Linked DNA regions of Homo sapiens: region 1 is linked to region 2. A link is a loop called in an ENCODE intact Hi-C map of the cell type or tissue named here. Cell type or tissue: heart left ventricle. All regions are shown on one strand. Each heading gives the region's core, and the rest is flanking DNA. Links, peaks and the distances in the headings are about the cores only.

Region 1 (13,217 bases), core at 2,641-7,640, 57 kb after region 2:
GCAGCTTCACTCCTGAGCCAGCGAGATCACGAACCCACCAGAAGGAAGAAACTCCAGACGCGCCACCTTAAGAGCTGTAACACTCCCCCTGAAGGTCTGCAGCTTCACTCCTGAGCCAGCGAGATCACGAACCCACCAGAAGGAAGAAACTCCGAACACATCTGAACGTCAGAAGGAACAAACTCCAGATGTGCCACCTTAAGAGCTGTAACACTCCCCGTGAAGGTCTGCAGCTTCACTCCTGAGCCAGCGAGATCACGAACCCACCAGAAGGAAGAAACTCCGAACACATCCGAACATCAGAAGGAACAAACTCCAAAGGCGCCACCTTAAAAGCTGTAGCACTCACTGCGAGGGTCCGCGGCTTCATTCTTGAAGTCAGTGAGACCAAGAACCCACCAATTCCGGACACAAAACCCCGTCTCTACTAAAAAATACAAAAAAATTAGCGCGGTGGGGTGGCCGGCGCCTGTAGTCCGGCTACTCAGGAGGCTGAGGCAGGAGAATGGCGGGAACCCGGGAGGCGGAGCTTGCAGTGAGCCAAGATGGCACCACTGCACTCCAGCCTGGGGGACAGAGTGACATTCTGTCTCAAAAAAAAAAAGAAAAAAACCATTTGTTTAAAAACAAATAGGAGGGAGAGAAAAAGAAAAAAATAACTATTGGGTATTGGGTACTAGGCTTAGTACCTAGGTAATGAAATAATCTCTACATCAAACCTCCATGACGCAAGTTTACCTATATAACAAACCTGCACATGTAGCCCTGAACCTAAAATAAAAGTTTAAAGATAAATAAATAAATAAATATTAATTTGTGGATGTATTATAATGCCAAAAAAAATCAACATCTTGACCTTCTGTCAGATCAACTGTGTGAGAATCTCTCACAGGTAGGGACTGGGGATCAATATTTCTTAAAAAGTCTCTGCAATGATTCTAATGTGCCACCAGACCTGCGAACTGTTATCTCAAAGGAAGGGACACGCCATCGCTTTTTACTGTTGCCATCTTGGACATCCAAACAAGGACAAACCTTAAGAATTGTGGAGCCAGAAGATAGAATTGTGGGTTCCTGAAATATTGCTGGTACCTTAAACCAGCTGACTTTTATATAAGATCTAAAATGTCGACCATCTTCTAGCATGGTATTTTAGGTCTTTTTCACAGCAGCCAAACCTGTATCTTACCTAAACACAGATTTTGGTCCTGATTCCATCACTGTCACTAATTGGGTGTTTTATAAAAGAGAAATTCCTTAATTCTGTCCCATTGAACTATTTCATCTTTAGAAATGGGCGTGGGCCGGGCGGGGTGGCTCATGCCTGTAATCCCAGCAGCACCTTGGGAGGCTGAGGCGGGCGGATCACGAGGTCAAGAGATTGAGACCATCCTGGCCAACATGGTGAAACCCCTTCTCTACTAAATATACAAAAATTAGCTGGGCATGGTGGTGCATGCCTGCAGTCCCAGCTACTCGGGAGGCTGAGGCAGGAGAATCACTTGAACCTGGGAGGCGGAGGTTGCAGTGAGCCAAGATCATGCCACTGTACTCCAGCCTGGGCGACAGAGCAAGACTCTGCCTCAAAACAAAAAAAAAAAAAAAAAAAAAAAGAAGAAGAAAAGAAGAAAAAGAAATAAATAAAGAAAGAAATGGGTGTGATTACTCTTTTGCAGTCACTTTAAGGACTAATAATACTAAAGATTCCAGAGCAAATGCCAGCTTCTATGTAAAGAGGACCAGAATTCAAACCAAACTATTAACCTTTAACTTGTTTAAACTCCACAATAACAATCTCAACAAATGATAGTGTTCACATTTTACAAATACTAATATCAGGTCCACAGTGAGGTTTAGAGATTTCACCAAGGTCAAATAGCTAGCAAATGTTGAAGCTGGGATACTAACCCAAACGTTTCAGCTTCAGTCTGTGCTTTTATCTATACTACTATAATAAGTATCAATTACATGAAAATTAATATGTGAACACACACATGTTAGCATGCATATCGCATTGTAGGCATTAAACGAAGGTTTACTTCTTCTCCCCTTCTAATCTTTACTGAAAAAACCCACTTGTGCACATGCACACACATGCATACACATACCTTTTAATCTTCCTTCTTGGCATAAGTAAACGGTAGTTTTCCAGAGAATTATATTGAGGCTAGGAGTCAAAAGGCAATGAGGGAAAAAAAATTGGAGGCATTGATGGGAACAAAAAAAAAATCTCTACCTAATGTAAAAAGGAGATAACCGATTTCTTTCACCAATCTCCTTTAGCATCCCCATTCAAAAACATAAAGCCAAATCTGTGTCCACTGTCTGAACACAAAATTCAGGATGCAACAATGAATGTTCACTGACAGTACTTGTAGCAGTAAAGTAGCATGTAATTGACAAACAAAAGTTAAAAACGACATCCACAGTAAGAATACTCAGTCCCGAAAAAATTGAAATGTGGATGCTCCGGGGACATAAAAATGTCACAAATGGAATCCATGCCAAAAAGAGATATTCCTCCCTAAACACACTAAAGGGAAACGCTGTCACATACCAGACACATAGACAGGAAAAGATGTCCTGGAGAGGTGGAGAGAAGAGTAGACTCCTGGAACATATGGTAATAAAAGATGAGAAACTTGAATGCAAAGGAGGGATATGACTGACCCACATGTCATAAAAGATGACACACTTGAGATGCTGTACGGGAAAAGATGACTTATCAGAGAAGTTAGTAGGTAAAATATGGAATGTTTTACCATTACAGAGACAGACGCTGACTTGTGAATAGCTCTTGTGAGTCAGCTTACCATGCTTCTTTTGTTCCTTTCATGCTGGGGGGGTGGGGCAAAGGAATTATAAGGAAGCCTCCTGAGATCTTCCAGTCTTACCAGTATTCCCCTTGTTGCTACTAAATACATTTAATAATTCATCAAAGTGTATTTCCCAAATCTGTTGCCAATAGCAGTATAATATTTGTTCCAAGAAGCGAAAAACAAAGCTAGAAATATTAAAGTTTCTGAGCAAGTTCGGAATTAGACAAAGAAATTTTCTAATAAGCCGTAATATGAAAGTCCTGTCATCTTTGCTTTAAAATATTGAGCTGCCTACTTCTTTATCCATATTCTGCATATAACGTTTACTTCAAGTAAAAGTACTCCTTGTAATTTTATTCTTAGAAGGTTCTTGGGCACAGATCTACTATGAAAGAAGAAAAAAGTCAGTGGAATATCACACAAATTATGATAAAAGATACCCTAAAACCTTCTTAAATTCAAGCTTAAATTGTTTTCAAAACTTACTTTATCAATCAGAAAAATCATAGATGTTTGTCTGATAAAATGGTTCCACAGGAACTTTAAATAAACCCAGCTTCTGTAGAAAGCTGGAGAGAAATTGCAACCGATCTTTTGAGCTTTATAAAGCCCCACCTGTGCACAAAATGTGACAGGAAGCCACTGCTTGAAAAGCTACATCCACAAAACAAAATGGACATTGAAAATGTCATACTGAGGTGCTGTACATCATCAAAGTAAGAAGGGGGTTTTAGTCCTGTCTCTGCCTCTTAGTAGCTATGTAATTGCTGGCAAATTACCTGACCTTTTGGAATCTCAATCTTCTATAACATCAGGATAGTAATAGTACATACACTGTAGGGTTTTCTAAAGGATTAAATGAATTAAAATTTATAAAGTGATTAGTATAATGCTTAGTACATACATAATTGATATTATTATCATATGTCCTATCATGAAAATATTCTTAGCCTGAATATAGCACAAATCTTAATAAATAGGATATTTATTCTTAAAAAATCTCAAAGTATAAAAGACCATGTTTTTCCTATTAAATTAGTAAGAACTAAACAAGAAAGAAACTACTTAATGCTGTTAAAGGAGTTCTTATACTGTTGGTACATGGCTAAATTTATATAGCCACTTTAGATCTTGGTAAATTATTTTGCTTCATTTCTATGCAGAAGAATGGAAGAAATATACCAAAATGAAAACAGTGGTTACTACTATAAGCATGCACTATGTAAGCATTATTTTGCTCATATAAGAATAACTGGGACTTCATCTTAATGAAAATACTTATAGAAAAAGGTAGAAATCTATAGATAAGAGACATAAGTAAAATGCTATGAAGATTTTGAGTTAGAAAAGTTGCTTTTAACTGGAAGTAACAGCATCAAGTCTCAAGTGGTCACAGCATTTGTGCAAGGTAGAATTTCAACAGAGAAACGATGGTAGGAAACCCTTTGATAATATGAGAAAAGGATCAGATATAGGACAGGACTGGGCATAATTAGGAAACAGCAAGCCATTCAATTTATCTACAAAGTGATAAAAATTGACATTCTTCGGTGTATACCAAGTCATAACTGGAAAATCACATTCATGGAGTCATGTTACATTAGGGTAATTGTAAAAGTATATTTAAAAAAACAGAAAAAAAGGCAACCTTTAGGCAAATGGCATTTAATTCATTTTTGGAAGATTTTAAAATTAAAAGATTTCAAATAAGAATCCCAGTTTCTGGAACAATGAGCCTGAATATTGGGCAGAAGTAACTGCTTTCCCTTTTAGAGAGGATGTGCTTTCCAGAGTCATCACCACACATGCAGAGCATTCACAGGTGCACCTGCCTCTGTTGCCTGCTCTATTTACCTTCCCATGGATTTGAGTTTACAGCCCACAGTAGGACATTAGAAGCCTGATGAATGGGGTAACTAAAATATATGTCAACACTATATTATTTCCATAAGTTTTTTTAAAAAAGATGTGATTTGCTAATTTAGTAATTTATACTGGGATAGATCAAATCCAAAAAAAAGTGCCACATCTTCACCATTGTGTATGTGTGTTGTGTGGCATGGAGAATGGGAGTTGTTGCTAGTTTATTTAAACAATTTTGTTATTCAATTTGTCCTGTTAAATCAAAACCAACTCAAATGTTTATTTCTCTCTTCTGTTCTCCATTCAAATATTGTTTTTCCCCTTTTCTTTTTCTAAGTAACACTAGGAGCATGGCCTATTCTTCCTTGTGGACATCTTTTCTGAAGACTATAAAACTCTAAAATGATTAACTAGTGTCCATTGCTTTAACACAATCCTTTACTTAGTACATGATGCTAATACCTTCAGACATGTATCAGATTAGTACATTTCTTAATGTTCTTTAATGTCTTTAATTTCTTTATGGTCTTGAGCTCCACTTTTACTACTTTTTTTTCCATTTCAATCACTATACCTTCTAAGTCTCTGGAAGAAGTTGATCAAGGAAAGATTCCCCTTGAGATATTGTAGTTTACTTAAAGAATGTATTTTTTTTTTTTCTATGTGAAAAGGATTGTGAGCCACAAGAGATCCATCTCCTTGAGAACAAGTCTCTCTTTCTTGATAATAATATGAGCACGTACTGAATGCTTCTTATGAGTCAGGCCCTTTCCTCAGTACTAAATATGTATTTACACCTTTACTCTTCACAACAATTTCCACTTCGCAATTTAGAAGGTAGGTATTATTTTTACCTCCACATTGTACAGATGAGGAGTTGAGGTGCAGAACATGAAATAGCTTTTCCCAAACAACACAGCTGGCTGGGAGCTGAGCCAAGCTGCAAAGCCAGGCAGGCTGGCTCCAGCTCCCACTGTGTACCCACCAGGCCACCCTGCCTCCCACCTGGCACAGCCCCAGTGACACACACTGCCCAGCATGTGGGACACAGTTCATGAACACTCACTGACTTTAATTCAATTTAACTAGAAAGTGCTAAGATAAAAATAGGGAATTAGGAAAAAATGAAAATTGTAAGTGTTTAGCTTATCATTATGAGTGGCAGAAAGCATGATTTAAAATGTTATAAGTCTTAATCTATGGTTTCCTTTGTGGTATTTACTATTTACCATTTTCTACACTCTAATGTGAACCTTAAGAGTACAGACGTAAGCGATGGGAGATTTATATAACAGTTTTGTTTACTCAAACATATTTTATATGTGCAGAATCTTAAAAATATAAAGATGTATAGAAAATAATGTAATAAATATCTATATTTCCATCATCTCAAATTAGCTATTGTTAACATGTTTTCTTTGTCTTTCTTTCTTGGGAAAATAAACAATGAAGATAATGTTGCAGTGCCCTTTAGAGAATACAATTCTTTTTTCCTTGGCATGATCTAGTTTTCTTTGATCCAATATGCTGGTTCAATGCCAAGAGTGGATGCTTTTCCAGCCAAAGATGAGTCTTTCCTCATAGTTCATCCTTCTTCCCAAGTAACATATAGAAAAAGACATGGTGTCTCTAAAACTGTTCTTGCAAGTGTCTTGCTAAGGTCAGCTTTAAAAAAAAAGGCTGAATCATCTTTAAACATATTGGTTTATAATAGTTTCAATTTTTCTCATTATGCATTAGGATAACAATAATAACCTATTTTCAACCTAACAAATACTTTATCTGAAATACTGTTTGTGTAGAAGTATCTTTGAACTCACGTTGTCGAAGACCTTGAAATTTTCCCTTGTTTTTCTCACAAAATATTTTTAAATTTCAAGATAAGTTCCAGAGAAATCCTCCACATAAAAGGCAAGAACCAATAAGTGTCCTTTAAGCCTCGTATTAGCCATCAAAACCCTTTACTCATCTGAGCTGAACTGGCACATCTGTGAGGAGCTGGGCTTCACCTTCTCATCCCCTGTTGCGTATTTCACTTTTAGGAAAAACTGTTTAAAGTACATAACCCTCATGCTTCCATCCCATCCCCCTTTTTTTTGTTTCTAAAAGAATGCACAAATATCAGATTTTCACCTTGTTCTTTTTTTTTTTCCCCAACAAAGTCGCACTCTGTCACCCAGGCTGGAGTGCAATGGCGCAATCTTGGCTCACTGCAACCTCTGCTTCCCAGGTTCAAGCAATTCTCCTGCCTCAGCCTCACAAGTAGCTAGTATTATAGGCATGCACCACCACACCCAGCTAATTTTTGTATTTTTAGTAGAGACAGGGTTTCACCATGTTGGCCAGGTTGGTTCTCTTTTAATGAGCTTGTAAAAACATTTATCCTAACTACAAGTGTCTAACAGGTTCTTCACTTACAAGAATAGTATATTTTTCTCTTTTTTGATGTGTATGGGGTAAGTGGTGGCACATACTTAAGTAGCATAGACTAGACCCCTACACACAACACAACAGCAGTTCCAAATTCTCGGGCCACCTGATTGGACATAAGCAAACACCAACACATGTAAAATTGTAAAACACTGCATAAATATTTGTTTATATGTAAAACAATTACGTTAATATCACCTCATTACTGTTAATATCACATTTTGCAAACATACATACACATACATTAAGATGAAATTATACATAACAACATATAAAAGCAGTCAATATTACTATTGTGTTCCTTTCACAGAAATATGATTATTGAGTTTGAGAAAATGAAATGAGATTAAATAGCTAAAAGTATATCTGTAGATAGAAATCATAGATATTCCTAATGTATTTGGATGTACCCCATTCCAGATCTGCCCATGCTTCTGCAATCAGCTTCTACTCATCAGATTGCATGAAGCTGATAAAGGGGCCATTTGTCATTCTTCCCTTAGAAATCTTAAATCAGACAAAATTGACTCCTTGAAAACAAAGACCTGGTTCAATCATGTTTTGACATAGGAGGCCCCACGCCAAGTTTTTGTGCAGGATTCCCATGGAGATCAGACAATGTCATCTCTGCCCTAGCAACTGAGTTAAGTCTTCTGAAAGTTTCTATGTTACTTTTCCTAATACCCAAATGTGCAGTCACACCACTCAAGAATAGCTTCCAATGCCACCCATTGCAAGACTACAACAGTAGCTGTAGTCTTCATCAGCTGGAGGAAGAGCACTTTGCACCGCTGATACTACAATTTGCTTCCAAAGTTCCCCTGGTTCTAGAACAGTCATGGAGCCACACACTATTGAGATGTCCTGTGTCACAACCAATACATATCCCTCCGGTGTCTCACCCACTGTGCTTCTGAGCTCTTTCTCCATGTTGGATGGAATTCACATCCCTGCCATCTCTGTCAGTGCTACTGCTGACACAACTCCCTTTGCTCTCATCATCGAGAGTTTGAAATTCTCCACTACCTTTATCATGATCCCCATGGGAAATAATAGCTTGGCTGAAAGGCAAAGGCCTTGCCTCTGGGGTCACTGACATGTAGGAGAATATTTAAAAACACAGCTCTCTAGTCTTCACAATGTAATAAATATCAGCTTGACAACTTCTGACATTGGGAAACACAACACTCTTGGAGACATTGCTCTGGCTTCTCACTTTCGCTGTCAATAAGCTGATGCGGAGGGTTTGTTGTACTCTGAGCATTGCTAGGAGTCTACACTAACTGGGATGCCTCTAAACAGCCCCTGCACTATTCAAGAGACTGTCTCCTGTCTGAGGCTCAGACATCTCTGGTCTAGCCTTAAAATCTCTGGTTGCCTTCACAGAAGCCTAAAGGCATATGTACAACCAGCAATACTGTCTAGCTAGGACTGCTGTGCCCACGGGATGAAAAGCCTATCCACTGCCTAGTGCTTGTAACACACACTCATTAAATACCATGGATCTGGGTTACTCAAATTTATCACATTCTTAGAGGCTGTATCTTATATTAGTGGTGAGTCAAACCATATTTTTCACTCAATTATGTTTCCTAAGGGGTAAACTCCACAGTCCTTTATCTATCTTTCTGTTCATGAGCCCTTTCTAATTTATCTCCATTTTCTAATTCTGAAATCCCCATGCTAAGTTTAGTGAACCATACAAAACATCTTCAGAGCCCTGTGAAAGGAAATTCACTATATGCTAGTATAAGATATTATTGCCAGTTGTCTGTGTGTTTGTTTTTGTGTATTATTCTGGAGATACACTGTTAATTTTACATACTCCTTAGTGTTCTTTGTCTCGAGATACAGACTTCTCCCCTATAATATAAGGTTCTGTTTTTCTATTTTAAATTATCTGTTGTTTTGCCCCCTTTTAAAACCAGTTATGCTATTCTTTAGTCTTATTGCCAATTCTACTTCTTTCAAATCTTATTAAAGAAACAAGATAACATTAAGTAATAGAAAATAAAATCTACGTGAAAATGTAGAATACTCCAATTAGGTAATGGCCCACTTTAAATAATATTTTCCAATAATTGCCTACCTCATATTGTTATTCCTAGTTTATTTATTGAATCTAGCATAAGTTTTAATTCACACACCACAATGTTTTGTCAAATAATCTGGCAAAACAAATAATGTTCACACTAATTGTGTATTTCAGATACATGCTATAAGTTCTTTTGAGGGCAAGAAGAGGAAAAGAAAGAGAACGAAAGGAGATGTGGATGTAAGAGTCAGAATTTCTAACATTATACATTTATAGTATGTACAGTTCCCTGAGTTTATTTTTCTGAGACTATCAGCCACTCTAAAGAAGTGATTTGCTATTACAGTTTTACATGTGTGTAACCAAAGCACCAGGGTTTTCCCACAATAAAGGAGGTGACTAATACCTGAACACCTTTCCTACTACACCATGCCCAGCTGTTCCATCTCCGAAGGGCCTAGAAGGGCCCAGGTTTTTTTGAATAGATCATTTCAACTAGCTATCAAAAAAATATGAAAAAGAAAGACTAGAAAGATATCAAAATAAATCAAACAACACTTTGGGTCAGCCTGTGATGTAAAATTCTGGTCCAGTTCATGAGGTTTTATAGCAAATAGAGTCAACATTCAAAGTCTTGCTGACATTTTGTTTGTTTTTCAAGAACTTAAATTTTACTAAAGTGTTTTAATATTTTTAAACCGGGAAATTACCTGGTCAGTTGCCCACAAAATAAAATAAAATACAAAATGAAAGTTTACATAAAAGGGATCTTAGATGGCAGTAAAGACAGACAGAGTAAAATGAGCTTTGAGTGAGAAGAAAAGAGTGACTGCTATGAAGGAGGTGGATCTGTGAGCTCTCGTGTTCCCTTAGGGTCCTGAAAATGTTCGCATTCGGTAATAGAAATGCAGCTGCGGCAAGAGTTTCTTTTCTTTCGTTTTCAATGTCAAAAAAATGAAGTTATTTTATTTTCCAGCTAGAACATAATTCTAACATCACTGTTTGCTTTGCATGCCACCTAAAATTAACCACAAATGAAATGGCTTCATTTTGTTCTATGTATAAGTAAATAAAAAATATCATTGTAACAGATTAACTGCATCCATGCCTCCAAAACATTGCACAGCTAGAAATCGGCTGGTGTGCCCTTTCTTTGTCGATTCAAAAGTCTGCATCCAAATCCTGCTCTATTAGTATCTCTGAAGTTTTTGTCTTTTGTATAACACATACTGAAAAAAAAAACCCTAAATTCAAATGATCAAAATTATCACAATTTTATCAAGCAGTACTGTCCCAAGAAAGGTGTGGTCTTTGTGATCATGCCTACAAAGCTGGGCCACTCTGTAAGAGCTTCTTCTCTTTAAAAAGTTATATGACTTGGATGGGTGTCCGCTTCAAGTCTCATGTTGAAATCTGACTCCCAGTGCTGGAGAAGTGACCTGGGAAGAAGTGTTTGGGTCATGGGGGCAGATCCCTCATGAATGGCTTGGTGCCCTCCTGATGGTAATTAGTGAGTTCTTGCTCTGTTAGTTCACGAGAGCTGGTTATTTAAAAAAGTCTGGCATTGCCCTTTCTCCCTCTCTTACCATGTGGTACATCAGCTTCCCCTTGGCCTTTCACTGTGATTGCAAGCTCTCTAAGGCCCCCGCCAGAAGCACATGCTGGCACTACATTTCCTGTGCAGCCTGCAGAACTGTAAGGCAAAATAAACCTCTTTTCTTTATAAATTACCTGGTCTCAGATATTTCTTTACAGCAATGCAAATGGACTAACACGAAGACATAGGGCTAGAAAGAGATGGAGATAGAGACAGGGAAAGGGAGAAAAAGATGATGAGAGAGAGGGGGATTGAGTAAATTAAAATAACATAATTGCTAGTAGTGTCAACTTTAGTAATAGGGCCACCCAAACCTTCCCCCATCACCTCTCTGCAACTCACCAGGCTGGGAACCAGGGCAGCTACCCCTGTTGTACTAGGCAAGATGTAATTATAAGAATATTCTTTTCTACTTTATTAAAGAATTTCAGTCTCTCTAATAGCAGCTTATATTTCTCCAATACACTCTGTTTTCTACAGCATAAAGTTCAAACTTTAGAAATCCCTTCACTACTTGATTTCTTCATCTCATTCTAGCCTTAAGTCCATCACATTTAGCTGCACTAAACATAGAAATGCATTTCTATGTTCACACCAAGACCTTTGCTCATCCATACCTTTATTTTGGCATCACAGTTAGGAGGTCCTATTCCTTTTGTCTGGAAGTTGCCTCTATCTTTATGCCTTTATATGTAGTTTCAAATTCCATTCAACTTTCACTTCTTTAAAACCTTCTTCAATCTCCTTGTGGAAAGGTACCTGTTTACTTTCTTCCTCTTTGCTCCTAAAGAACGTGGTATATATGATTTGATTTTGTGTTTTCATTATGTTTAAATGTGTTTTTTATTCACTGAAGAATGAGCATTTTGGAGTCCGTTGTAAAAGCCCTTGGCACACAGTATGTAATAAATGATTGCTGCATGAATAAATACAGGAATTCATTTTAACTAATATTATTTAATTACTCAAAGCTAAAGGAAATTTTCTATTATAGCTAATAAAATATATAGAATACTTATTCTATTCACAATTCTAGGCTGATTATGTGACAAATTGTAAAGAATGTAAACTTTTATAGCATTTATTCTCTTTAAATTAAAATCTCTTCAGCTCTTTCCTAAGTAAATTCTACATTTTCCCAGCTACTTAGAATGCTCTAAATTTAACCAGACTCCATCTAGCCCCCTCCCCTCAAAAAGTTCCATTTTCTAGACCTAGTTTTTCCCTGAAACTCAAAAAACCAAAACAATTACCTTAGAATTCACAGATAGGAAATTGGTGTCAGAAAGCCTATTTCCTGGGGCTAGGGAGAAAAATTGGTGATTTGACCAGCAGGAAGGGAACAAGGTGTTCCAGTGACTTTGGCCAAAAGTACTTGGGGTCCTTAATAATGAGAAGGAAATAATGGTCCCCTGGCTGCCTTCTGCCAGAGATGACAGAGAAAAACAAGAAAGACAAATCTTCCCTCCACTTACAACAATATGTTGTCTTTTAATGTTAATTAATTTTTCCACTTAAAATACACCAGAGTTGCATTTTACTCTCATTACATTAGAACAAAAATTTTCCATTTGTACAAATACATACAAATTCACGTCCTGGAAATTGCAACTTCCTAGCATTGAATATATAGAAAAAAATTTCCTTCTCTTCACAATTAACAGTTCAGATGTCCATATTTCATTTTAAGCAAAAGCTCAATTCATTCTAAGAGGTGCAGAGTGCATGCTGACTTTTCTTCAAACTTGTATCCAGTAGAAAGTAAGCAGTGACTCTTCTGTGAATACTCCTTCAAATTCTTGGTAGATCAATGAAGGTCAAAGTAGAGTTTTAATTTAGAAAATCCTTGCCTAGATGTACAGTTATGCTTCAAGAAAGAGTAAAAATAGATAGTGTGAGGTCTTCAAAAATAGATGTACAGGTGCTCCTTGACTTAGAATGGGATTTTGTCCCAATAAGCCCATTGTAAACTGAAAATATTACATGGCAAAAGCATTTACTACAGGTACACCTAACCAACCGAACATCATAGCTTAATGCAGCTTACCCTAAATCTGCTCAGAACACATACTTGCATACAGTTGTGATAAATTGCCTAACATAAAACCTATTTTATAATAAAGAATATGTCATGTCATTTACTGATGTTCTACCAAATGTGTATACTTTCACATCATTGTAAAGTCAAAAATCATAAGACAAAACATCATCAGTTGGGAAACATCTGTAACTTTTTATCCTTTTTTCTTCTCTAAATGTACAAGTTATGAATCTTGACTATCTACAATCTTTTCAGAATATGAATAATGGAGTCAGATAAGAACTATGTTCCAGATCCAAGCTTAACAACTTCAAACTGTGAGATCTTGGAGCAGAAAATCAATGGAACCATCACTCCTACCCTAACAGGGAGAACAAGCTGGATACTCTATAACATCATAGTTTTATAAAAACCATTCAAGAGTTGGCAATG
Region 2 (13,217 bases), core at 2,654-7,653:
TAAATAGTGCATGGCACAGACTTACAGAAACACTACGTAAGTTTCAGCAAAAATTTTTTAAAAACGCTTCTTTACAATTAGCCTATTAAAATCATATGCTATAATATTGTATAACCATTTAAATATCAATGCTGCATCTATACAAACAATAATATAGACATCCTAAGGGTATTCTGATTCTATATTGAGCTAAATTATCAGTCTTGTACTGGCACATAAAAGATTGACCAGAATATCTGGTTTTCTTCATTTCTACATAAAGTTTTATTATATGGTTGGTGAAATTAATAGAGGTCAGCAAAGTTCTCAGAACCTCATTGTCGCGTGTATGTGATCACAGACTAAAACCTAAATCTCAAATTTGAAGTTAGTTCAGTCAAATCTATGAAAATGGATGAAGGAAATAAAGTAGTCTACATCTGTTATGTGGCCAATGGATATCCATTTTGACTGATTTCTGTTATTTTTTCAATTGGTTGTCTTGGCATTTTGGAGTGGCTTTACTATAAACATTTAAGAAGTGAATATAACACTTATCTACCTCACTATTCAGACTGATGATTGTAGTTTGACAATCTAAGATTTTAAAAAATCTATTTTGAGTGCAAATAGTTATTACTATGAATTGTGAGTGTTTTCAAAGATAAAAATAACATACAATTTTAGGGCCATAAAAATTGGTTCAATCACTAGTATTTTCATGTGTGTGATTATGTTTCAAAGGTATCTTAATCATAAAATATAGTTAAAAAAAAAACCACGCCATTTGTGTTCTCCATGCTCGGACTACTTCTGAAGCTACAGATGCAGTGTTTATCAGAATTGTTTGTCTTGTAAAGGTGAGGATGACATTTCTAGACCACTAGCTACATATTTAGGATTGGTCTGTCAGAGAGTCAAGTCTATAAATAAGAACTGGAAGCAGCTGGAAGAGAATTGAATTCCTCTGGATAATTGGCATAAGTGTCACCCAGGAAAAAGCAAGCACTCTGTCTAAAATAATGTTGACTGATGAGATAGGGCACATCTTCCTACAAATACCACACATTTTCACGGAACAAATATCCAGTGTCCAGAGAGACATTTTAAATTTCATGACTTGTACTTTAAAATCAAATGAGACAGTTTCTTGAAACCTTAGTGAAAGGAGTCAAGATGTCAAACTACTTTTATAATTAATCTCAGGCTCATGCTTTAAAAGCTGCTTGTTCCACAAAGTACAACAGCATATAAATAAACAGTTCAAGTAGAAAGATCTCAATCATATTTATGAAATGTCTGCCTTTGAGTTAATTACATAACACTGTTCAGATTTAGTAGTGGGAAAATATCTCACTGGTTTCTGTAGGGTGTCTCTTTACATAAAGGAAAATAATGAATATATTAAGAAAGTGCTTTGGAAAGTGGTAAAGCATGCATCAGTTAATCAGAATAATCTATAAATGGCCTTATTCAACATTCATATTTATAAAATCAAACACAAAGTTAAATACCATCATGAAATCAATTTTTGATGCCGGTATATTTGTGAAAATACCCAGTCACCTTCTCTGAAACACCAAAAAATGTAGTACATTTTAGGTATCTCATATAAGTGGTGTCATGCAGTATTTCTCCTGCTGTGACTGGCTTATTTTACTTAGTATAAGGTCCTCCAGGTTCATCCATGTTACCACAAATGGTAGGATTTCCATCTGTTTAAGGTTGAGTAATGTTCAATTATAATACACATTTTATTTTTCCATTCATCTGTTGAAGGACACTTGGGTTTCTACTATATCATATCTATTGTAAATAATGTAGCAACAAGCATGAGAATACAGATTTCTCTTTTATTATGATTTAAATTCTTTTGGATAAATATCCAGAAGTGAGATTTCTGGATCCCATGGTAGTCCTGCTTTTAATCTTTTGAGGAACCTTTACAGTATTTTCCACAGTGGCTGCACCATTTTACATTCCTACCAAGAGTGTTCAAGGATTCCAATTTTTCTACATCCTCATTAACACATTTTTAAATAATAGCCATCAACAGGTGTGAGATAATATCTTATTGCAACTCTGATTTACATTTCTCTGAGGATTAGCCATGTTGATGATCTTTTTTATATACCTGTTGGTCATTTGTATGTCTTCTTGGGAGAAATGTCCATTCAAGCTATTTACCCGTTTAAAAATCAGGTTATTTGCTTTTTTGTTATTGAGTTATAAATGTTTTTATATATATTTTGAATAATTTCCTCTTACATATATGGTTTGAAAATATTTCTCCCATTCCATAGGCTTTCCTTTCATTCTGTTCATTGCTTCCATTGCTGTGCAGAACTTTTTCATTTGATGTAGTCCCACTTGTCCATTTTTGCTTTTATTACCTGAGCTTTTGGTATCATATCCAAGAAATCATTGCCAAGACCAATGTCAAGAAGCTTCTGTTTTATGTCTTCTTCTAGAAGTTTTACAGTTTCAGGTTATGCATTTAAATCTCTATTCACAGAAGCAGAGAATAGATTGGTGGTTGCCATGTGATGGGGAAGAACAACATGGGGAATTGTGGTTCAGTGGGTTTAAAGTCTTAATTATACCCATTGAACCACAACTTCTCATTTGAGTTAAATACTGTATTGTATTTACAGTACTGTATTGTACATTCAAATTTGTTAAGAAGGTAGATCTAATGTTGAGTGTTCTTATTAAAAAATAAGTAAAAAAGCAAAAGGAAACTTTTAGAAATAATGAATAACTATGTCTATTATTTTAATTATGTTGATTGTTGATGGTTTCACAAGTATATGCATATGTCCAAACTCATCAAATTTTATGCATGAAATGTGTGTTGTTTTTGGTAATCAATTATATTTTAATATAGGATTTTAAAATGTAGTACAGAAAAAGACAAAATATTACCTCAATAAATAATACCTACTTAAAAAACGTATCCCAGTTGAGAAAGTCTGTTCTATATTCAAAAATTATTCATTTCTTTTGGCCCTTAGAAGTACACATAACTGAAACTGAAGTTAGCATTAATTTTTGTTCATCTGAGATTCTAATTTATAAGCTACATTAATCATGGAATGTAATAGAGGAAGAAAAATAACTAGGACTACCTAAAAGAACTAAGAAAAAAATACTAAGAATAAAAATTTGGGAGACATAAGTCTAAAGTTATGATATGGGACTAAGAAATTCTGCATTTAATAATTTTTAATCCCTTCTGAATATGTGGGATATTGAACAAAATATGAAATCTGAAGCACTTTCATTCATTTTTTTCCATAATAATCATACAATTATTCATTGTAATTAATCTCTATCTGGAAGAAGCAATAAGTATATAAAAATAAAATACAGTGCTAGTATGTGCCCAGCATTGTAATAGTGACTATATTTTGTACATCATTTAAAAATGCTCCCGCATAAAGGTTAGAACTCCAATTTGCTTGTAAAAGAAACTGAGGCCAAGAAAGGCTTACTAACTTGTTTAACACCCGGAATTCAAACCAAGATAAATATTGTTGCTAAGCTTTTTCAGGTATACTGATTGCATATAGCTACACTTCAAGAGGAAATATCTAATTTAACAAACCTGTTTTCATAATAGAGAGGTAGGAGAAATCATTCTTGTAGTCATCTATCTTTCTGTTCTGCTTCACTCACCATAATTAAAAATACAACTTTTCAAGATAGAGCACTGATCAAATTTAACTATTAATAATCCACTCCACTGTCATTTTTAGAAAATTAACCATACAAATGAAACCAACCTTAGAATTCTTATGAGTTTAGAGAACTAGCTATACTAGTTATTGTTTTATTTTTAGATAAACTATTGTCACTTTTAAAATATCATGTTTCCTACAAATGCAGTATTTAAAAATAACTCATTAGCTATGGTTTATAGGTTCTATGTGGACTTGTCAATAAAGATTTAACTTATGAAGGTAATAATTATAGCCAGAAGGATGGTTGTGGTTGACATCATACAGGACAACTAAGATTGTGTTTTAGTCCATTTTCTTGCTTCTTTAATAATACCACAGATGGGGTAATTTACAACGAACAGAATTTATTGGCTCACAGTTCCAAAGGCTGAGAAGCCTAAGATTGAGAAACCAGTACCTGGTAAAGTCCTTATTGTTGAGTCCTAAAATGGTGGAAGGCATCATATCGCAGAAGGGCAAGAGAGAAAGACAGTATGGGAGAGCAAGAGAGAGCAAACTCACTCCTGCAATAACAAACCCACCCTTATAATAACAGCATTAGTTCACTCATGAAGGCTCTGCCCTCATGACATAACACCTCCTAAAGGTCTCACCTCCCAACATCATTTCAATGGCAATTAAATTTCAACATGTGTTTTGGAGTGAACAAACATTCAAACCATAGCACTCTCATAGCAAATCCTCAGCCTTTCTGGCCTTAGGATCCAGGGGACAAAGTGCATAATAACCACAGTCATTGGAAAGTCTTGGAAAAAATCCAGAAAAGAGAGGCAAGGAGGAGTAGTGTAAATTCTATTTTAAAAATTTGCCGAAATCTTTTTTTGACTGTGGAACTATGCACGTATGATTCAAAATATCCCAGTGATATGTTTGGATTTGTGTCCCCTCCCAAATCTCATGTCAAATTGTAATCTTCAATGTTGGATGGAAGTGGGGCCTGGTGGGACGTAACTGAATCACAGAGGTGTTTCTCATGTATCCCCTTGGTGCTGTTCTCATGATAGTGAGTAGTTCTCATGAGACCTGTTTGTTTGAAACTGTGTAGCACCTTCCCCCTCACTTTCTCTCTCTCGCTCCTGCTTCTGCCAGGTAAGATGCCTGCTTCCCCTTTGCCTTCTGCCATGAATGGAAGCTTACTGAGGCCTCCCCAGAAGCAGAAGCTGCTACACTTCCTGTACAGCCTGCAGAAAGGTGAGCCAATTAAGCCTCTTTTGTTTATAAATTACCCAGTCTCAGGTATCTCTTTATAACAATGTGAGAACAGACTAATACACCCAGTCAAGGATAAAAGATCTGAACTTTGATTTGAGTTCCTTTCCAAGCTACAGAGTTTGAGGCATAAATGTAACCATATTAATTGCTGGCTAAAACAAAAATTAAGACTCTTCAATGAATATAACAGAATTCTATTCCTCCACGAAATCACAATAACCATGTTCAGGATATAAGACAGGAAAATATTCTGCATTTTCAAGAGAAAATACAATAAATGGAGATCAACACTGAGATGAACCAGATGTTATAATTAGCAAACAAAAATTTAAAGCAGTTTTATAGCTAAATTCTATGATATAAAGGGAATTATTGTCATCATGAATAAAAGGATTGGAAATCTAAGCAGAGAGATATAAAATATAAAAAGGAACCAGATGAAAATAATAGAACTGAAAACTGCAATCTCTGAAATAAAAATGTCACTGGTTGTGTTTAACAGAGCGAAAATGAAAAGGAAAAGAGTCAGTAAATTTAAAAATAGATCAATAGATACATTCTAGTATAGAGATTATATATAATTTTTTTCAAGTTAATAATTGCAGCACAACAATCTCCATAGCCTTGGATCCTTTCTGAGATAATAATATTAGATTAATTATTCTCTACAATAGTATGGTTCTTAATGTTATGTTAGGACGAAAGGTATATAACTGTGTTAAACAAACAAACAAATTAAAAACACACACAAGAACTACAAATTTATTCATCCTCTGTACTACAGAAAGTGTGATTAGTTCCACAAGCTGACATTTTAACAACCTTAGTAGCTACTAAGTTTATTCAAAAATTTATTTTTAGCTCCAAATTAGGTGGAGATGTTGATATTAAATGTTCAGATTATGGCATGGTCATCAGTGGTCTAAATTCCTATTTGTCTATTATGCTTAGAGCTTAGGTGACTCAGTTTATTTTCTCAGCAAATTCCTCAATGATTTATTTATAAAGCAAAAATGACAGCTTTTAAAATGTATAATGAAAGATACACTAAATTTAGAGGAATGGTGATTTCTCCTGTGCCATTTTGTTTCCTATTATAAAGATACTTGAATAAAATAAATCAAAATTGGAAGCTTTGTAAGTTTTGGAATCATGCTAAAAATGTGGTGAGATTTTCATAAGGCAAGCACAGCTCAATAAACTACATTTATTCAAAATAACATATAACAACATTACTTTTTAAGATAAAATTGTCACTTATTGGCATTTGCTTTTTAGCATGATAATCTACCCAGTTTATTTAATATTTCCATTGGACTACTGACATAAAGTCACCTGAAGATTTTTATCTTTCTCTGTACTCTCAAACAACTTCCATATGGGAATTCAAAAGAATATTAGATTGTATACAAAAGAACCAGGATCAATATGTTAGAATCAGCACATTCTATTCTCCACAGAGCATGGAAACCCCCAGTTAAATTCCTATGCCCCAGTTCTTTGTCTTCTGGATTCAGAAATGATCAGTGATACATAATTTCCAAGCTGCACCATATTTCTAAAACCTTTTTAAAAAATTCTTCCTTAATGTAAAAGCCTCGTTAATTTTGTGGCAGTGTAGCCACTTGTAGTACATGTGCATGCTTCCACCTGTGATATGTTTCCCTTATTTCAACTCTTCACTGAATCACTTTATAATAATAAAAGCTCCTAGTATGCTTCTAATGTTCAGTTTGATGTTCACCTTAAAGACCCAGGCTGGTACTGGCTATTCCTGGAGTCCTACAGAATTAAAAATACTTTTATTTCTACAGGTTTAAGAGAACATTTCCTTGTGATGGAACCAAAAGAGCAGCAAAACCTAAAGCACTTTTATCTCATTTAATTTTTGTAGAGTTTTATTCTACATGACAGGTTAATTATCTGCTTCCCTGTATTTTTGACCAAATGAAAACAAAGAATAGAGATTGCTCATATGAAGAATAGTAATTTCACTTCACATTTTAACTCACAGTAACCCTAATGAATTCTTGTTATTGAACTGATAGATGATCAATTTTCTGAGTCAGAGAAGCAGTTCAAAAGTAGTTCTTCTACTTACAATTACTTCCCTAAATCCCCATCGTGATCATTTAGGCTTTCTTTTTTTCCCTTTTCTTCTAGAAAGAAATGAGTCTTTTGCACAAAAATAAAGGCCTGCTTTATCCTCATAAAAGACATTTGCATTTTGGATGCATGGGCATAATAATGATGGGGACTATATTAAATATGCACTACCCATGTAAATAGCCAACATTTCTCCTATATTTTCCTAATGCCATAAGCAGGAATTCACAAAGACTAGATTTTTCATGGTGCTGACAAAGTGAACTTGAGCAGTAGGAAACCTGAAAAGCTCTAACCACAGTGGTACTTTATATACTGTGAGTATTTTAAGATTTAAAATGTAGTTTTATCTCAGTGTGCAGCCAGTGTTAATAACTAGTCCTATTCAAGGGAAGCTTCAAGGATGAGGTAATTGAAACTTGCCCAATTGTGCATGGACTAACCTAACTTCAGAGTAGCACAATTCATCTTAGTCAGTATTTCAATCAAATAACCAAGTTTCAGTAAACAGCAAGAGCCTTTACTCCATGTATTATCAGCTTTGATGTCCTGAATGTGTTTCTGCTTTTGCAAATGATGGTACATGTAAATAGCATTCTGGCAGATTCTGATTACGAAGTCAGGCAGGCAGAAAAATTCATTTATGGTTAAAAGAACAGCAAATGTTAGAATTCTCAGTCTTCGGCAAAACAATAATCATTTTACCTACAGCTAAGTTATCCATTGCCATGACATACATTTTTTGCAAGTTAATTTTTTATGATTCTTTTGATTCATTCCTTTTTTACCAGAACACTGTTTTTCAGCTATCTTCATTTACATTCTATTTTCTGATTATTGGGATCTTGTGTGTTAAACTAATTACACTGGAGCAGCAAGTTCACTTAAAAATGAGAAATACAACTTCCATAATTGCATTTTCTATGTGAATGGTATGTAAATTTTCTGCCATGATCCCTGAGTATGTGCATTATAAAAATTTCTTTTAACTTTTGAGTGACAAGCCAGACCAAAAATATAAATAAATAAAACAGGATCTTCTCCATTGTTTCTCACAGTGTGATTCAGCCTTGTATTTGCTTCTCTTTGATCTACTTGACAAAACATTAATCTAAACCTCAGAATCATTTGGGCACATCTTGCAAATCTCCATCAAGTAGAAGTTAATAAATGTCTGCCTTCATGGCATCATTTAACATGTCCTTTAATTATTTAAGATTATCCTGGCACTATTATTTGTCTGAAAAATTTAGATTTATTATATATGTCAGTCCAAATTGTACAATTTAATATATTTTTTAACTCCTCTGAGCTAGGTCAACTCAAACATACAGGCTACTGTCTAACATTGTCACATGGATGTTCTTGAGCAAAAATTTCTTATTAGCTATTCAAATGTAATGTGCAGGCTGGAGTCTTGGCATGGTTGTTCCTATGCCCATCTGTCATCATTATTTTGCCCATTTGCATTGTGATATGCCAAGATGAACTAGAGACAGAAGCCAACAAGGTCTGAATGAGGGATCTAGCCTTCAGGACATACAACCAAACTTATTTTCCCCTGTGAAATGTTTTTTCACAGAGAGCAAATCAATGAGAACTTAGTCTCTTTAAGAATTTTCCTAAGAGCCATCTTCCAAAAGTCAAAAGTTTTTAAGTAATAAAATTTTGCTTGGACTTTCACTTTGGTGAGGTTCATGTTATATAACCTGATTTACAACTTCTGTTCTTACATCCTAGATTATCACGTGCAAATTTTTTTTATAATCTCTTACTCATTAGAAATTATGATCAAGGACAACTTGGCAGGTCAGTATTAAGGGATATCCAGTTTAATTAGAGGATGAGTCAATTCTGAAAGAATTGTTAATGCTGGTAATTCATAAAAAGAGAATGAAAGATCCATACTAAGGTGAGAAGGTGGTGGGAAAGGAAAAAAACCTAAGGTGCAGTGATAGAACCAAATTATGAACCAAAAAGTAAATTCAGGTGCCTAATTTCAGAGAAGAGGGGACAACAAGTATGGAGTAAGCTAGATAAATTTTTCCCAAATGCATCCTTATTTTGGTGCCTTAAATGCGCAATATTAAATAATTTGATTCCATCAGGGTAAATCTATCAGTTGAATAAATTCAAACTTTATAAAATTCCAGAAACAATGCTGCTTCAGGTACGGATGATTAAGCTAATTTAACAACTGCATAATACAGAGAAAAATTATCTTCCTTTCAGCATTTTCTCCTATTAGCTTGATACAATCTATAAAGTAAACTAATTGCTGAGTATATGTCAAATAGAAAGATGGAACATCCACTACTTTTTCCCAGTCTTAGTACTTTTAAGGCCAATTCATGTGGCATTAAACTGTAAAAAATCTTTCCAAGGGGGTGGATACAGATTAACAAAAATTTAGGAGGCAACATGTTATGCCTTCAAGAGTGAAAATAATCATTCTGCCTTAAAAAATTATGTCTTTGTTGATTTTCCTCACCATTTCCCATCCCTAAGCGTACACTGAAACACTAACATCTCTCCCTGGATTTACACAAAACTAATATCAGCATTGGTTATTCTCCTCATGGAAGTTACACCTAGAGACAGAAGCAAACACTTTTCCTCTAGTGAATTCTTCCCCTTAAATGTAATGGCAGGTTCCAATTTCTTCCGCATATTGTGCTAAAGTAAGTGATTTCAATGTGGGGTCCCAAAGGCTCTGTGGATAGAACTGAATCTCAATGTCTGATTTCCTTTGTGGTCTTATGGTTTTCATCCTACACATTTAAAAACATTATTCTTATAAAGGGCCCACAGACTTTACAAGACTGTCAAAGGGGTCTAAGACACGTTAAAGGTTAAAAAGACTCGTTCTGGAGCCTAGAGATAATGTGGATTTCATTGATAAGTGCTCACCAAAAATGGCATTTAAGATATCACCTTGATGCTAAAACAATAATGATCTCGGGTAAAACAAACAGTGAAATAGCAACTGATTATACTTCTCAGCCTGTTTAGTTGACATCAACAGATACATATCATTAATAATTGAAATAAACTGAATGCTTCCTTGTTAAATCTGGGTTCCATAACTGAATTCGTTTCACAACACACTGAATACAAAACAAACAAACAAGCAAACAAGCAAACAAAAGACCATTTAGTCTTCAGGATCACAATAGGACCATGTCACAAATGATTTCACTGAGTATCTGAACTGCCTACTAAAAAGGCCCTAAAATAGATTAATTGACCATTTTCAGATACTTCTAGCAGCCAAATTTGTTAAGTAAGAAAAATTAACAAATTCATGTAGTAGAGACAAATTGTAAGAATTTCCTTGCATAAGTTATGTGAATGAGGTTTGCAGTTCTGTGTCCTGTGCTTCATAGTTTAGAGATCTTTCATCTCCTATTTTATTGCTACTTAAAATGCCATCCTAAGAAATATTAAGCCACTATTTTAAGAAAGATAGAATCTGTTTATGATTTCATTTCTCCAAGACTGTAATACATGCTTTCACATCTTTAAAAATACATAATTTGACTTCACTTTCTGAAGAGTTTGAATGTATCTTTCATTATAAGTGGTGGCTTACGTTTACAAAAAGTCTATTGAATATTGGTTTTGGTTTTCTATAAAACAAAAAATTCAGGTTTGTAGCGTAAGTTTTGATTTCCTAGAAGGCTTCACCAACTTCAACAACCTTAAAAACAATATGTACAGAATACATATAGTGTTTGTATAGGGCTTTTTTTTTTTTTTTCTGAGACAGAGTCTCACTCTGTTGCACAGGTTGGAGTGCAGTGGTGTGATCTCAGTTCACTACAACCTCCACCTCCCAGGTTCAAGTGATTCTCGTGCCTCAGTATCCCGAGAGGGTGGGATTACAGGCACCCTCCACCATGCCTAGCTAATTTTTGTATTTTTTATAGAGACAGGGTTTCACCATGTTGGCCACACTGCTCTCAAATTCCTGGTCTCAAGTGATCTTCCCACCTCGGCCTCCCAAAGTGCTGGGATTACAGGCATGAGCCACCGTGCCCAGGCTTTATAGCGCTTTTAAGAGTTAAAGCTTCACTATAATCATCAGGGATGGAGTATTTTTATTACACAAGGCTCTGTAGTGCATTAGTCAGTCAGTTATCTTCCTGATGGTTAGTACCTCTTCATTGTGTCATTTGTCATGGCATTTATTCAATATGGTATTTTACATAAATAATAATCAAGGGGAAATAAAACTACACCTCCAGACCCTCCTTAGAGGTAATTATGTTGTCAAATGTTCCTAAACTTTGAATACATTCTGAGGTGGATTATAGAATGTTTGTTTGTGGGTTTTTGTTTTTTGTTTTCTTTTGGCTGTCTCAACATACATTTTTAGAGGTGAAGTTTCACACAATCAACAAATCACAAAGACAAACCTGAGGATGTGTTTGGAAACATAAAATTTAAAAGCTAGTAGAAAATGATTGATTGCTGAACTTGGAAAAATAAAATATTCTGTCGGCTAGGCTTAAAAGCAATATATGTCTAATATTACAGGGCATAATATGCAAGTAAAGTTAGTAGTCAGTACAGTTTCCTATCATGTGAAGGCCAGAAACCTGTGAAAATTTCCCTTTTTTAATCCAGAAATTAACCTCAAAATACCTGGCTACTTGGTAAGTTCTTGGAGTCTATACTGATGTGATCACCCTTCCCAAGAATTTAGAAATGAGGAAACTTGTGTTGTCCACTGAACATTGCAATGAAGAAACAGGAAACAATGAATCAGATGACGATAAATTACCGTTATGGGGCACAGTTGCATTTAGGGTTGATATGGTTAAGAAAGAAAATGTCTACTTTTTTAGTTGCTCAGGCCAAGGACTTTGACCTCATTATTTCCTGTTTGCCTGTATTTTACCTCCAATCCCATAGCAAATCCTACATCACTACCATCAAAATCCATCACCACCTCTATTGCCTAGATCCTTTTTCAAAGAAATGCATTTATCTTGCCCAGACTGTTGCAACAGCCTCCTGACTGGTTATCCTGCCTTTGCCTACTGTCTCTTCAGCTTATTGTCAACACAGCACCCAGAGGATACTGTTAAAAGGTATGTTAGCTCATATGTTCCTCTTCTCATCCCCTCCAAAGTCACTCACAAAAGAGGCCAATGTCTTTTGAATGACTGAAGCAGCCAGTAGGACTTCATACCCTTCATATTCTGCTTATGCCGCCGTCTTGTCAGTTCCCATCTCATCTTCTGCTACTCCTCTCCTTGCTCACTCTATTCTGGCCATAATGGCCACTTTGCTATTCATGGAACTCAAAAGGCCAGGTCTTGTCTCAGAACATTGCACCTGCCGTTCCCTTGGCTTGGAGCACTTTACTCCTTTTAGACTCTTGCTATGTTCCCTCACTTCCTGTAGACCTTGATTCCAATGCCACCTTCTCAGTATGGGCTCCCCTAAGGACCCTATTTAAAATGGCTTCACTAACCCCTCTTGACCCCTTCTCTCCAACACTTCATTCATTTTCTTTATTTGCCTCCATAGCACTTCCCGTTTATCCTACTATATATTTTACTTATTTTATTATCTGTTTCTTTATGTTAGAAAGTTCCTTTCAAATACAAATATTTATCTATTTTGTGTATTGCGGTATCCCAATACCTAGGTAATGCCTTGCACAGGGTAGAAGCTTGATAAGTATTTGATGAACAAATAATTAAGTGAAGAGATGAGTGAATCACTGGAAGAAGATCTATAAAGAAAAGATATGTGAAAACCTTAAAAATACAATATAGCTTCCATACTAAGACAAGCACAGATTTAATAAATTCACATATATGAAGAGAAAACAAAGGGAGAAGAGAGATAAGGAACAGCAACATGAAGGCATAAAGTCTCTGACACATAATTTGCCAGTGCTCTCTGCCTTATGAGAGAAGCTTTTGACAAGGACTTCAAGGATTCCCAGCCTCACTGCTGGGGTGGTGAACTGCATGTGTCAGACTATTTTAGCTTAATGTCATTAACACTAAATTCTTCCAATGACCCTTGTTCTGCTTCCACTTTCACCAATCAACCTCTGACCACCCCCCCCCCCAATTGGTCTGCTCACATAGTAAAAATGATCACATAAAAGAGGCTTGTGATTCAAATGTAACTTTTTATGTGATAAATTCATTGACA

The links. Hi-C counts contacts between places; a loop is a spot of excess contacts. Peaks named below come from ENCODE experiments on the same cell type or tissue, not always from the same donor. Only the 100,000 strongest peaks of a DNase experiment are listed, where the experiment ranks them.
Region 1: a loop joins it to region 2, with 5 times the contacts of the local background. A loop is called at or near these places in 1 of 110 quality-filtered maps.

Annotation. Positions count from the first base shown.
Region 1 is chr1:187,059,797-187,073,013 of GRCh38, reverse strand. No RefSeq gene overlaps it. Among named protein-coding and RNA genes, the nearest start is that of LINC01036, 26 kb to the left of the region's middle. RefSeq lists enhancers at 1-127, 448-607. In heart left ventricle, for the core only: no CTCF peak of the experiment used is centred there; a DNase peak (open chromatin) is centred at 5,633.
Region 2 is chr1:187,117,128-187,130,344 of GRCh38, reverse strand. All of the region lies in intron 1 of LINC01036 (long intergenic non-protein coding RNA 1036), which reads right to left. Among named protein-coding and RNA genes, the nearest start is that of LINC01036, 31 kb to the right of the region's middle. In heart left ventricle, for the core only: no CTCF peak of the experiment used is centred there; no DNase peak of the experiment used is centred there.